Linked DNA regions of Mus musculus: region 2 is linked to region 1. The links are chromatin loops, found by intact Hi-C in ENCODE. Cell type or tissue: heart. All regions are shown on one strand. Each heading gives the region's core, and the rest is flanking DNA. Links, peaks and the distances in the headings are about the cores only. Region 1 overlaps Adgrl2 (adhesion G protein-coupled receptor L2). Region 2 has its middle 5.3 kb from the start of Adgrl2.

Region 1 (5,000 bases), core at 1-5,000:
CTAGTACCTTGTTAAAGCTCCTCCTACCTTGTTATAGCTCCTCCTACCTTGTTATAGCTCCTCCCAGCCGAATCCTTCTCACTCGGCTTCAGCTCCTGCAGCTGAGCATCCAGGATGTCCACCAACTGTTCCATCAGCCTCACAGAGGAGCTCACGTCCCCTGCAAACACATGCCCCTTGGTGTGCTTAGCTAGTTCATTGGCCAGGCTCGCAGCATTCTCTCCACTTCTGATCTGAAAAGGCAGTGCACAGTATCTCAGTAAACTATCTGTGGCTTTTTAGTTCTCTTTAAGCACCTCTGTTGTGGTGGGGGAAAAAAAACATTTGCAAATATGTCAAAATCTGCAACTAATTGAGACCCATAACATTCTCTACATCTCAGAAGATTAAAGGCTTTTAGATCCTTACCACAGGAAGAAATTCTCTTACACACACACACACACACACACACACACACACACACACACACACGAAACAAAAGGAGAGGGCTAGAGACATCCTTTTGTTTTTTGTTTTTGTCTGCTCTCATTTCCCTACAACCACTTTAAGTTGTTATTTTAATTTTTGTTTTTTACTTATTCCAATGATGTAGATTTTACATCAGAAGGCAGAGTGATACCTAGAATTATCAACTAATGTCTGTATTTCAAGAAAGCTAGATGGAGAGAAAATTAAGAGTACTACAGTCCAGTGCAAAATTCTAAGTAGAAGTTTCTAGGTCTGCTTCAGGTTCACTTTTCCTCATTGTCTTCTAATACTGTGTGATACAAATATCTGTTTGCATTCTGTGGGTTCAGCTGCAAACTTAATGATACTTGATTTATTGGGCCAATACACTATTTGTCTCATGAACATTAAAAGAATCAGGACGAACTACATGTGGATGAAATTAAAACAATTATGCACTGGTTAAACAGCTTAACACAGAAAACAGCTTAACCCCAAACAAAGCTAACATTCGATGAGTAGTTTATAGACACACTATACCTTAAAAACAAAAACACTTTTGTGCTGAACAAAGGCTTGGTTTAACACAGAAAACTAAACTATTTATGTCAGAACGTCAAGTTCTCAAAGGGTATGTCCCATCAGAAATTCCAACCCACCTTCTGGGCCAGCTGGTTCACCCAGTGAGACGTGCAGTTGCTAAGATCAGGGCCCTTCGGGTTCCATGTTCCCGTGGAAGCCATGCACAGATACGAGGCCGTCCCTGCAGCAGACGCAGAGAAGAGTGGTGAGGCGGATGCTCTGTTCTGCCAGCTTTTGGGAAACTGATTTTGAGGATGCTAGGCTGGGTGCTACAGTTTGAATGAGTGCTACCCGCAGTAGTTGGCAATAGCTGACAAAAAGTAGCAGGCAATACAAAAGATTATAAACTAAATATAAAGTAAGCATGGGGTGTGGGGCATTTCGAGTGGGGCCGGGGCAACCAAAAAGCCCTTTCTTTTGGGGCTCATCCAAGAAAATGGCTGTAATGAGAACAGCAGCTGTAGGGGAACCTCACTAGAGTCTTGGGACAAAGACTCAAGTTCGACATAGGAAATGGAGAGGCAGTTCTGTGCCTGACCTAAGTGACACTCACAATTTAAAAACCTTTAAATTGTTAGAAAAACAACAACAACAACAGAAAAAAAAAAAACAACAAATCTCTATTGGTAATATAATGAAATAATGATATCGGCTCGTGTAAATATTTCTCACTATTGAAACCTTTCCGGTCTTGCTTAGAAGATACTTATTAAACTATAAAAGTGTGTGCTGTGTGGTGCAGGAAATACCTCTTGTTCCCTTGGGACAGGGTCGCTCAACCATCATCCCCCTTTGTGTCTGAGGCCACTTTATCCCCTTCCAGTCTAACGCTTCGCAGAATCTCTCTGGCAGGGGAAAAATATTTGTTACAGGAGGAATTTTGGTTGTAGAGACGGCTGGAGGTGGCTTTGTCCCTCTGCTTCCGTCCTGAGGACCAGCTGCAGTGCTGCTCACGGGGCCTCGCTGGGAGGCACTGCTCGTGGTGGATATTGTGGTTTTGAACAGCTCAGCTGAAGAAGTTATTGTCACAGCTGTGGTAGGCACTATGAAAAAAAGACGAATGTATTAACCTCAAACACACCGTCATGCCCACCTAGAGGTGCACGTATGTGAATATATGCATGCACATACGCACTTGCACACCCCTTCACCCATCTGTATCCCCCAAACCAACAAACAGAATCATAGTAGGGAAGGAAAAGAAGAAAAAGAAGAAGAAGAAAAATCACATTTATTACAATTTATTTATAGGGCTAAAAGGTGATCCTGGATCTCGGTGCAATATGGTCACATGATTTAACTGTAATTTCCTCATGAAGCTCTGAGGGTCTCCATCTCTAAGGCTCTTACTACAGTTCCAAGTGTTGTGCACACCCCCAACCATAAAACTATTTCATTGTCAACTGTAATCCTGCTGTGGTTCCATATGATAATGTTAAGTATCTGCTGTGTGGGATACCTGCTATGTGATCCCTGCTAACGAGTCTTTTGAACCTCAAGGGGTCACAACCTATAGGATGAGAACCCCAGCTCTAAAGAAACGAAGTAGACGCAGGAAAACTGTGTTGTACAAATATATTTCATAAACAAAACCAAAAGATCAAGGGGGGTGAAAAACAAAAAACACAAAGACCCTCTGACAATTACAGATAATTAGGATAATAAAAAGATCTGAAGTCACCCACACTATATCCCGGAGGAAAACAAACGCTGACATCTTTCCAGCCAGCAGCCATTCTTGCTCGAGGGATTTGGAGCATGCCTGATTACATCCAAACAGAAGATAAGTTTGGCACGCTTATTCTGCTCTGGGTTTTGCATCTTTACTTCACAAAGGTGAGGATGAAAGGGCAGAGCGCCCCGTGTAGTCTCTTATCCAGACAGGGCTTTTAAAAAGACCGGGAGTCAAAAAATCCACCTTTTGCTAGCTATCTCACCAGCCCGTAGCAGGCAAGGCAAAAGAACTATAGTCACACGTTTCAAAATAAACAAAAAGGAATTGTTGTAAGGAAAGGGTTTATCTTCTAAAAAAGTCAACCAGATTCTAAAACAAGAATGCTCAATCGTTTTCTCCGCTAACAACTAAGCATTAAAGAAACATGTCAGCAAGAACATAGTAACATTTAAAATCTGTCAGAATTATTCAAAAGTTCTATCTACATTTATTCTTAAAATCTTACATGTGGGTTAACTTAAATTTAGGGTCCATAAGTTTTTCTTATACCAAAAAAATTTAACACTGATATGCTCAAATGAGAATTTTTACTGTAATCCATCACTACATACAATGAACACGTGAATTAAAAATTTTTTTGTTTTACCTACACACAAGAAACAAGCTACAATACTGAGCACTGAAAAGTATATTCAAATTCACTCCTATGTTTAAGACTTGAGACTCTGTCTTAAAAGCATTCATGAAATTAATTCTCATAGGTTGAGAGCATGCTAAGATGACAATAAAAGGTATATATATTCATTTCTAATTTTATATATTATTAGACTTAGGTTTTCCTCCCCTTCCATCTCACTGGGGAACTTTTAGGCATGTGTTTTATTTCTAAGCTAAAGTGAACGGCTGTATGTATGAGAAGCGTCTGTGTACATCAGTCAAACAACATGCCTGGCCAGCTGCTGGGGAAACCATTCAAACCTGTCTGTCTCTGTCTGTGAGGGCACCCTCCCGACATCCCGCTAAACCTGGGCGGGGGAGGGGGGAGCTTCCAGTGCTTTCGAAATTAACATTTGTCAAAGCACCACAATCTTTAGCAAAAGTGCCACATGACAATGGCTGAATCCCGTCTCCAGGAGGGAGCAACGAATCAGAGAGAGTGGAGAGAGAAAAGGGCAGGACAAAAGGGCTTGGAGTTACAGCCCCTTACGCATTGCCTGACACTACACTCATCAGTACACAGGGGACCAGTGAGATACGGATTAATACCACAGGTACTCACTGCTAGCTAAGGGTCAGCAAAGACCCAGGCGAGGCAAATAACAGGATCTCCACTGGATTCACGAAAATCTCATAGAGCACACTGCAGCCCTGCATTCCTATATTTTCATCAATATATTAAACCATAGGGAGTCACTAGAATTCGTGGGAAGTCGGAAGACTGAAACTTTGGGATACTCCAAGGCATAAATTTTTATATTTAAGAGGCGTTTCTAAGAATCATTAGCTCTTTCTTCGAGTAGAGACAAAAGAAGGCAGGGCATCCAGCAATGATCTAAGCTGGTGGTATTTTGTCAGCATTCACAGGCAGATGTCATGACAAGCCACAGCCTGGATCAATAATAGATCAAGCCTTACCACAGCTCCATGAGGCAGGCACAGATTGTCTTTTCATACACATGGAAACCTGGTCGTGGAGAAGGCAGGTGACTGCTTTAAGGTCACCCGGTTATCATATTAAATGTTTGATCTTACCTTTCTAGGTAAGAGCTTGTTGAAAGGTGGAGAAAAGGACAGTCCTACAAAGCAGTGTGCCCTTATTCTGGGATATGGAAAGACCAAGTTTCATCATGAACATGGCAAAAGGTTCAGACTTTGAGAACGCTCTCCGAAGACCAACATGAGAGAAAACTGTAATACGGATACCAACTCTTTTTACAAGGTTCTGTTTACCAGGACATCCTAGCAAACACTCGGTTGGGCTGCGACTACTGTGCACTGTTTTGGTGAGACCAAAGTGCCAGTGCTAACAAGCACATTGACTGGTACCCGGGAAGACTTGAATGAGTAGAAAAAGATTCTGTCTACCTAAGTACCCAGAGATGATCTGTGGATTGCCAGGCTCTTCCTCTATCCGTTTGAGAACTATATCCAAGTGCACTAAGGGCAAGCTTACCAAAGTCTGATCGTTCACTCACTGGTGAATGAATGACCTCCAGCCAGATACTATCCAAGCTGGTGAGAAAAAGTGCACACCCATTACATTTACCCTCATGCTGCTGTATGAAGAGAGTTTACT
Region 2 (7,092 bases), core at 787-5,786, 110 kb after region 1:
TAGGTATGGCCATGACTAGGGGAGCTGTGGGGATTACGCAGCTTTAAGAACACCAGCAAAAGCTTCGCTATCAAAAGAAAGAAAATAAAAACAAAGAGGCGCCGTGTTTCATCCTCCTCCAAATTCAAATGACCCAGAAAGAAGGAAGACATCAAAACATAATGTAGACAAGATGCCCCTCCATATGCAGAGCCAGCCAACTCGCTCTTATCATCTCCCCCAGGGATAGTCAAAAGATAACCTGAAGTAAACTGGTAGTTTACCACCCTCCTGTGTGTGGCAAAGTTCCTGTCTCAACGCTGAAAATTATTGTACGTTAGACAGATCAAAAGGTTAGCGCTCTGACACCCAACTGCTCACCCATCGGTGAACATTTTTCTCACACACTTCAATCTCTTCAGTCACCTGACCAGGCAGCTGAGAAAAAAATTCAATATGTGAATGATATGCATTCATGGCTACAACTAAAACTGAGCCAGCCTTTGGATGGCTCCATACTCAAGCAAGAAGTTTTGCCTGTCCAAGTTCTCCTTCCAAGAGGTTCTTTTCTCTCAGCGAGCAAGCTCTCCACACAGGCAGCCTGCCCACTTACACCACTCTGAAACCCGTTTCCAGTCTCTTACAGCGATCCAAGATCCGTCTGTCTTTGGTCACCCACTATTTGAAAGAGTCCTTGTTTGTGGGGAGAAAAGGAAGGAAAAAATCAAGAGCTGATGTCTGCCTTGTAGGAAACGGCTGCCAAGACAGGACAGCTTGTGAGAGGGAAAGGCAAGAGAAACCACATAACCAAGACCTCTATTGTGGTCTTTGGCCAGCACACCGACTACAAAAGCAGATTTTACGCACTGAAAGCCCATGTACTTTTAAGGCTTGAGATGTGAAACACACTTTACAACGCACAGTCCACTTGACTGGGAGACCCAGTATAATTGGCTGTTTCTGGTAAACAGAAGATTCTGGAATGTGTAAAATTGTAGATTATTTTATGCAAATAAAGATGGCGTTCATCTGCCTGTGCAGTAAGGAAAATAATATCAAATTTATTTTCCTCATCCTACAACCTATAACGAATCACTTTCACATCAAGTACAATTGTTTCCAGAAGTTCATTCGTTGAGTGCAATTTTTGAAAACTAAGTCAGATTTTACTGCTGTGTTCCAAATTAAAAACAACCCTTCACTGAGCAAATGTTAATGAAAACTGAAATACTTACACACCACAATCAGCTAAGAATAGAATGAATAAATAAATATGGTGAAAGGGATCCAAAAAGCTTTGTTCTTGAAGTGAACTGGAGCCCAAGGAAACTGGCAGGCATTCACAGGGCTACCAGACCAACCTTTCACACTACCTGCAAATGCCAGCTCAGAGCACTGACACAGCCTGGCATACTGCTGCAGACCTACAGTCTGAACTTGCTGGAGACTGAGGCAGGTGGATCACTGTTGAAGGGTCTCCTGGGCACAGGTAGGTAGGAAGGTAAGTAGGTAGGTAGGTAGATAGATAGATAGATAGATAGATGATAGTTGTATTTTTCACAAAGGAAAATACATAGGAACAAAATCAGAAATGGGGTACTAAATATCCTTCCAACAATCAAAAAGTTACTTTGAAAAGTACCTCAGATTAACTGCTTATTTGTGTTTAGATTTTCAGGAAATCTTTTTCCAAACACATCAGAAAACTTAGCAGGGCAAGGGTAAAGAATGGCAGAGTGACTGAGGCTGTCTAACAGTTTATACTAAGTATCACACAATGCAGTAAAGCTGGGGAGTGCGCGGGACTCCTTGAACTGGCTCTAATTAGAATCTTCAGCAAACCCAAGTTTCTGATGGGCAACCTCCTAGGCTTTCGTCTCATTCTCCAAACAACACGATCCCAGCTACTTCATCCTAACTTGTTCCTGTGAACCGCAAGTCATTGTCTCCCCTGCCTCGGCTGTGACCTCTTCAGATCTACACATCCTATTACTCAGCCACGTAAAAAGTCAATTAATGTATCCCTTACTAGGAAGCCTTTCCCAGCTGGGGAGTGACTTCCAGGAATACGGCTCAGCACTGTGCACAACCCTACAGCCCTGGACGGTTCAGACTCAACTGTGGTCCATAACCTGCTTTTTTAACAGCTGCAATAAACATCCTTGTGCCTAAAACTGTCAGGGAAAAGACTTGAAAGAGAAACACCACTGACCAGTTCTCAGTCAGGTCTTTACGTGGGGTGGGCCAGAAATCACATTTACAAGGACAGAAGATAGAAGGCTGAATCGCCGATAAGCATCATCATTGAGCCAACAGAACTTAACATCCCTGACAATTAAAGGGAAAGGAAATTTAACAAAAATTTGCTACAATGGATGAATGAAGCTGGGTTCTCTACCAAAAGCAAGGTTACTACAATGAAGAATCATTTCCCTACTGAGAACACTGGCTAAATGCAGAGAGAAGCCTGCTGAGAGCCAGGAAGGGAAAGAGCCCTCTAAGCCTGAGACTGACCAGAGTCACGAGTCCTTGATAGCGCATACACACTCATACTACAGAAAATAAAGCAAGCAAGCTCCGGGCGAGCCTAGAGTCGACACATAAATGTATGTCTACTCTAAATGAAAACAAAGGATGGCTTCACAAAAATCACTCTTTCTGATCTCATTTCCACTATAAAATTGTAATCCTTATCAGGCAGGGCTTCCCAGTCCAACATAGTAGGGGTTGGGGGCAGGAAAAAAGCAGCTTTTCCATATTTTACTAACAAAAATTGGTAGGAGGAAGAGACTAGCCTCCCCACACCCCTGCACCCCAGTAAGTTACAGATTCATTTCAGCTTAGCTAAAGCTCAGTCAGGGTTTTCAGTTTTCATAAGTACTTTTTGTTCCATCCATTACAGGCAGGTTAGAATGAGCCCTCTTCACTCAGACCTGAGAAAATGCCAACAGCCCTGCGAGTTTCCCCACCAACAAATGCCCAGAGCAAACCTTCAAACTCACTAATCAGAACCTTTCTCAACACCCGATGCTTCTTTGGGCTTTGAGTTTATTTCCTTCCCTTCCTAAGGACGGCACTGGAGGGGGAGGGGGGTGGAAGTGGCAAGGCTGAAACCTTACAACCACGTGGCCAGCCAGTAGCCCCACCCTCCCCTCTCTGCCCGTGTCTAATCCCAGCAGACAAGGGTGCCGATGCCCAAGTGCTTTCTGACCACTTCCCGCTAAGGTCCCCGTAAGAGTCATTGGTCTTACCCTTTACTGAAACCTCCTCGTTGTGAAGGAATAAATTCTCCTCTGGAGCACAGAGGAGCAGAAAGGGTTCGGGAATTCTCCCACTTGCCTCCGTCTCATGCTATCATCTAGGAGTCTTGCTGAGCCCGCAAAAGAGGCTGAAGCTGTGGACACCGGGCACAGTCGGGGCAGGCTGCCATCCTCCTCATTAAAACCCATCCAGTTGAAATGACAAAAACAAATAGCTGTCATTTTCAAACCAGTATGGGGGACATCTTATGACAGCACAGAAAACTTGTAACTTAAGTTCCAAACAGAAGGGGTGGGGGGTGGGGGCCCGCACAGTCACAGAGCAAGAGAAATTACTGCACTGTGTACATTGGAAAGCTGACACACATTCCTCAAACTTATATTTGAAAAAAAAAATTTTTACCAGCATTTTGTACTTCTTGTTAGAAAGCATTTGGGGGATACTGACAGGGTTCTTGCTGTTATTGTTGGTTTCCTCTTTGGGGAAAGGAAAAGCTATTCTGGTTGAATGAATGAATGATTTAGGATTTTTGAAACAGGCTCAAGTAGGTCAGACTCCCTGATTAACTCAGGACAGCCTTAAATTCCTTCTCTTCCTCCCTCCACCTCCCAAAGTCTGGGATCGCAGGGCTTTGCCAATACACCTGACCCAGAAAGGCTATGCATGTATTTATAACCTGTTTGTAGACGGTGTGCAGTACGCCTGTCCTCGTGTATATGTCCCCATACACCCACATATGTGGTACACAGTCCCGAGGCGAATGTTCAGCATCTTCTTCATCTCTCCTCCCTTTCGTTACAGAGGCAAGGTCCTCCACGGATCCTCTGAGCTTGTCTACGGTTGCCAGCTCACCAATTCTGGCTGGTCCTGCCTGCACCAGCACCCCCATGCTCTCTACCTGCAGATTAAAGGTGTCCACACCGCACACTCCCTGTGCTCAGGCACTTTCTTGTTGTTTGTTTGTTAGCTAAATACCCAAATATGGGCACCAAGACTACAAGGAAAATCTGAGAGAGGCCCAGTTGGTAATCCTTGTAAGAATACAAGCTGGCTGGCTGCTAGGAGGGTCCAATCCCAGACTCCTTTGCTGTTTTTCTGAATTTACTCAGCTGCTTCTGGGGAAGAGCTAACATGCCCACCAAGGTTGAGAGGGCAGCTTGACCTTGACCACTGCCCACAGGCCCACCCATAAGCAGGGTCTTACTGAGCAACTTCTAGTTGTCACACTCAGGAGAGTAAGAGAAAAGCCCGTATCATCCAATGGGAGCTCACCCTCAGGGTCAAAAACAAGCTAGGTGCATACACAGCCGGGATGACGGCCTAGCAAATGAAGAAGCAGACAAAAGTTAAGTCACACCTGATGGACACACTGCATACTTTAAAGTGAGAAACGTACAGGCTGCTCCAGGGCAAGAGCCAGCAGGCTGGGAAACACACCCGTAGTCTAAAGTCACGAGGTCCAGTGAGGAAGTGGATCAGATAAACGCACTGCCTGCGTTCTAATATAACTTACTTTCGGATGAAAAAATGTAAACAATGTCATTTTGTGATTATGAAAGTGCTAGAAACCCAGAAGAATAATGAGTTGATTTTCAACATGTTTACATGAGCAAAGCTAACATCCCTTAGGTAATGATAACTATGTATTAACTTAATTTTTACTATTTCCAGTTGAGCTACCTTAATTTTACCCATTTATATTGCTATTTAGAGCACTAACAATTACATGTTATAAATTAACAAATTATTCCAGACTGATAAATCTCATGAATCAAACTACCTGGGAAGTGGCTTCTAAGTCAGAAAAACAAACATAAACATTTTCTCCCATCTAATTAGCAATGCGCCTTAATTATCATAGAAGGAGTCGTAGTCAAATTCCCTCTTGGCCTGTGTCTACAACCATAAGTGAAATTCCAGCAACCAGGCCTGCTGTACGTTACTACAGTCCCTCACCATCAGAGGTTTCTCAGAGGTGATGAGGCAATCTGAAAGAAGCATCCAAATGATCTTTAAAAATACAAAAGGTAACCTAAAAAATGTCTAGGCAGAACCTAGCGTTCTCGTTCCTGCAGTAACTCCAGTTTCCAGGAGGCTGACACAAGAAGACTACTTCATATTCAGAGACAGCTTGGGCTACGCTATCTCCAACAACAAAGGGCTGACAAGCAAATGAACTGAAGAGAAAATAAAGCTTAAAGCTGAAAAAGAAAGATTGGTGCCCAGCACCATAGGTTTGCAATAAACTAGTAAGCAGGCTAGCTCTCCCTTGGAGACTGCCATTTTTTTATATAGCTCCGTGTAACTCTGTGCTTCTTTCACACTGAAGTGGGTCATTTTAGCGTTCTACCTGCTTCTCATTGGCTAATGAGGAACTCCGAGGCCTTTCTGACCTTGCATTCTGAAATCAATGTCTTCCTTTTGTTTATTTCACACAATAGTTAGTCTAGTACGTTCTAAGAGAATTGTTAGAAAAATACCCAGACTGTGATTAAATTAAAACTCTATGGAGAATTAAAATACACTAGAAAATGCCAAATAGAGAATATATAAAACAAATAATGACTAAATTCTTAGAACTTCATCGTCACAAATATATTTCATACCCAAGAAGGAAGGCAGCAACAGAGTTTCTGCCTTATACCAAGATCTCCTGATACCAACTTTAATGTGACATCTGAGGCTGAGATTGAGAGCACACAACCTGCCTCCTGGGAATTGGGACCCTTGACAAACATCTGGGTCTCTAATTCAGCAGCTGCATAGGAGAGTAGGAAGTCAACAACTGTGTTTTTCTGATTTTCCCACTTGCAGACTCTCGGTACAGATCTCACCCTAAGTACTATCAAGGAGAACATTAAAGGGTTTCCGTAGTGTGACTAAACTCCTGTTCCATCCGCAGCTACGATTCCGTAAGTAATCATATTCTATTCATGTAGTCTATACGCCACCTTCCCAGAAAACTAGACGGTCAAAATCAGTATGACAGGAGGGACTTAAGGAAAGAGCAAGCCTGTGAGGTGAGGTCCCCTTAGGTCTCCAAGTCCCCCTCCACATGTGTATTTACTAATGTCTACAAGGAAAACTCAAATTTATGTTTTTTTTAAAAATTTCTAGATAAAGGGAATATATCAAATGTTTCTAAATAATTAAATCCACTACCAGTGTTACAGGAGACTGTTTGAGTTCAAATAAATGAGCAGATAGAAGTGTTGTCTTCCAAAACCAGAATTCCAAAAAACAAAGATGTCCAGGAAAGCCTTGGCTAAGACTGTGATCCTATTGTAAAAGTTTAAGGCAATATCAGAAAGGAGTGTGTCAACACGTATCTTCAGAAATAAATACCAACTTTATCATTATGAACAGTTAATAGATAATACATGTTTAAGACATTTTTAAGTTATGTTAGAGCTGTCCCACTCAAACAGTTGGAAGAAGCCTGAGGTTTTGAGAAAAGTGATTTTTCAAAATCAAATGTAATTTCACAACCCCTGATAAAATGACACATAGGAAACAATAAAGCAGCAGTGTCTTACAAAAAGCAAAATCAGGTTATTAAAAACTCACAAAAACTCACGCAGTATTTAAATAACTTACGAGACTTCCTCATTTGATGAGGAATTAATGAATGAATGAATATACACGGTATATAGTGTATATACTGTAATGACTTTTAAAACATTTTAATTTAGAGAACTTTGAAGGGGAAACTGCTTATTGCTGACTTCATTACATACAAGAAAAGAGGACAAAAGTGTAAATCTGATACCTGTGATCCCAACACTTGGGATGCTGGAGAGTAGGGCCAGCCTGGACTTGAGTGAGAGTGAAAGCCTGGCTTGAGGGCAGGAT

What was found. Peaks named below come from ENCODE experiments on the same cell type or tissue, not always from the same donor. Only the 100,000 strongest peaks of a DNase experiment are listed, where the experiment ranks them.
Region 2: a loop joins it to region 1, with 1.9 times the contacts of the local background. A loop is called at or near these places in 2 of 42 quality-filtered maps.

The regions. Positions count from the first base shown.
Region 1 is chr3:148,850,789-148,855,788 of GRCm38, forward strand. It overlaps Adgrl2 (adhesion G protein-coupled receptor L2), which reads right to left. Exons shown (of 24, transcript NM_001081298.1): 6 at 1,779-2,072; 7 at 1,107-1,210; 8 at 48-233. Among named protein-coding and RNA genes, the nearest start is that of Adgrl2, 100 kb to the right of the region's middle. In heart, for the core only: a CTCF peak has its summit at 2,006; no DNase peak of the experiment used is centred there.
Region 2 is chr3:148,956,414-148,963,505 of GRCm38, forward strand. It overlaps a transcript of Adgrl2 not described here. Among named protein-coding and RNA genes, the nearest start is that of Adgrl2, 5.3 kb to the left of the region's middle. In heart, for the core only: no CTCF peak of the experiment used is centred there; DNase peaks (open chromatin) are centred at 3,118, 4,038 and 4,538; H3K4me3 peaks cover 1,097 bases; H3K27ac peaks cover 1,514 bases.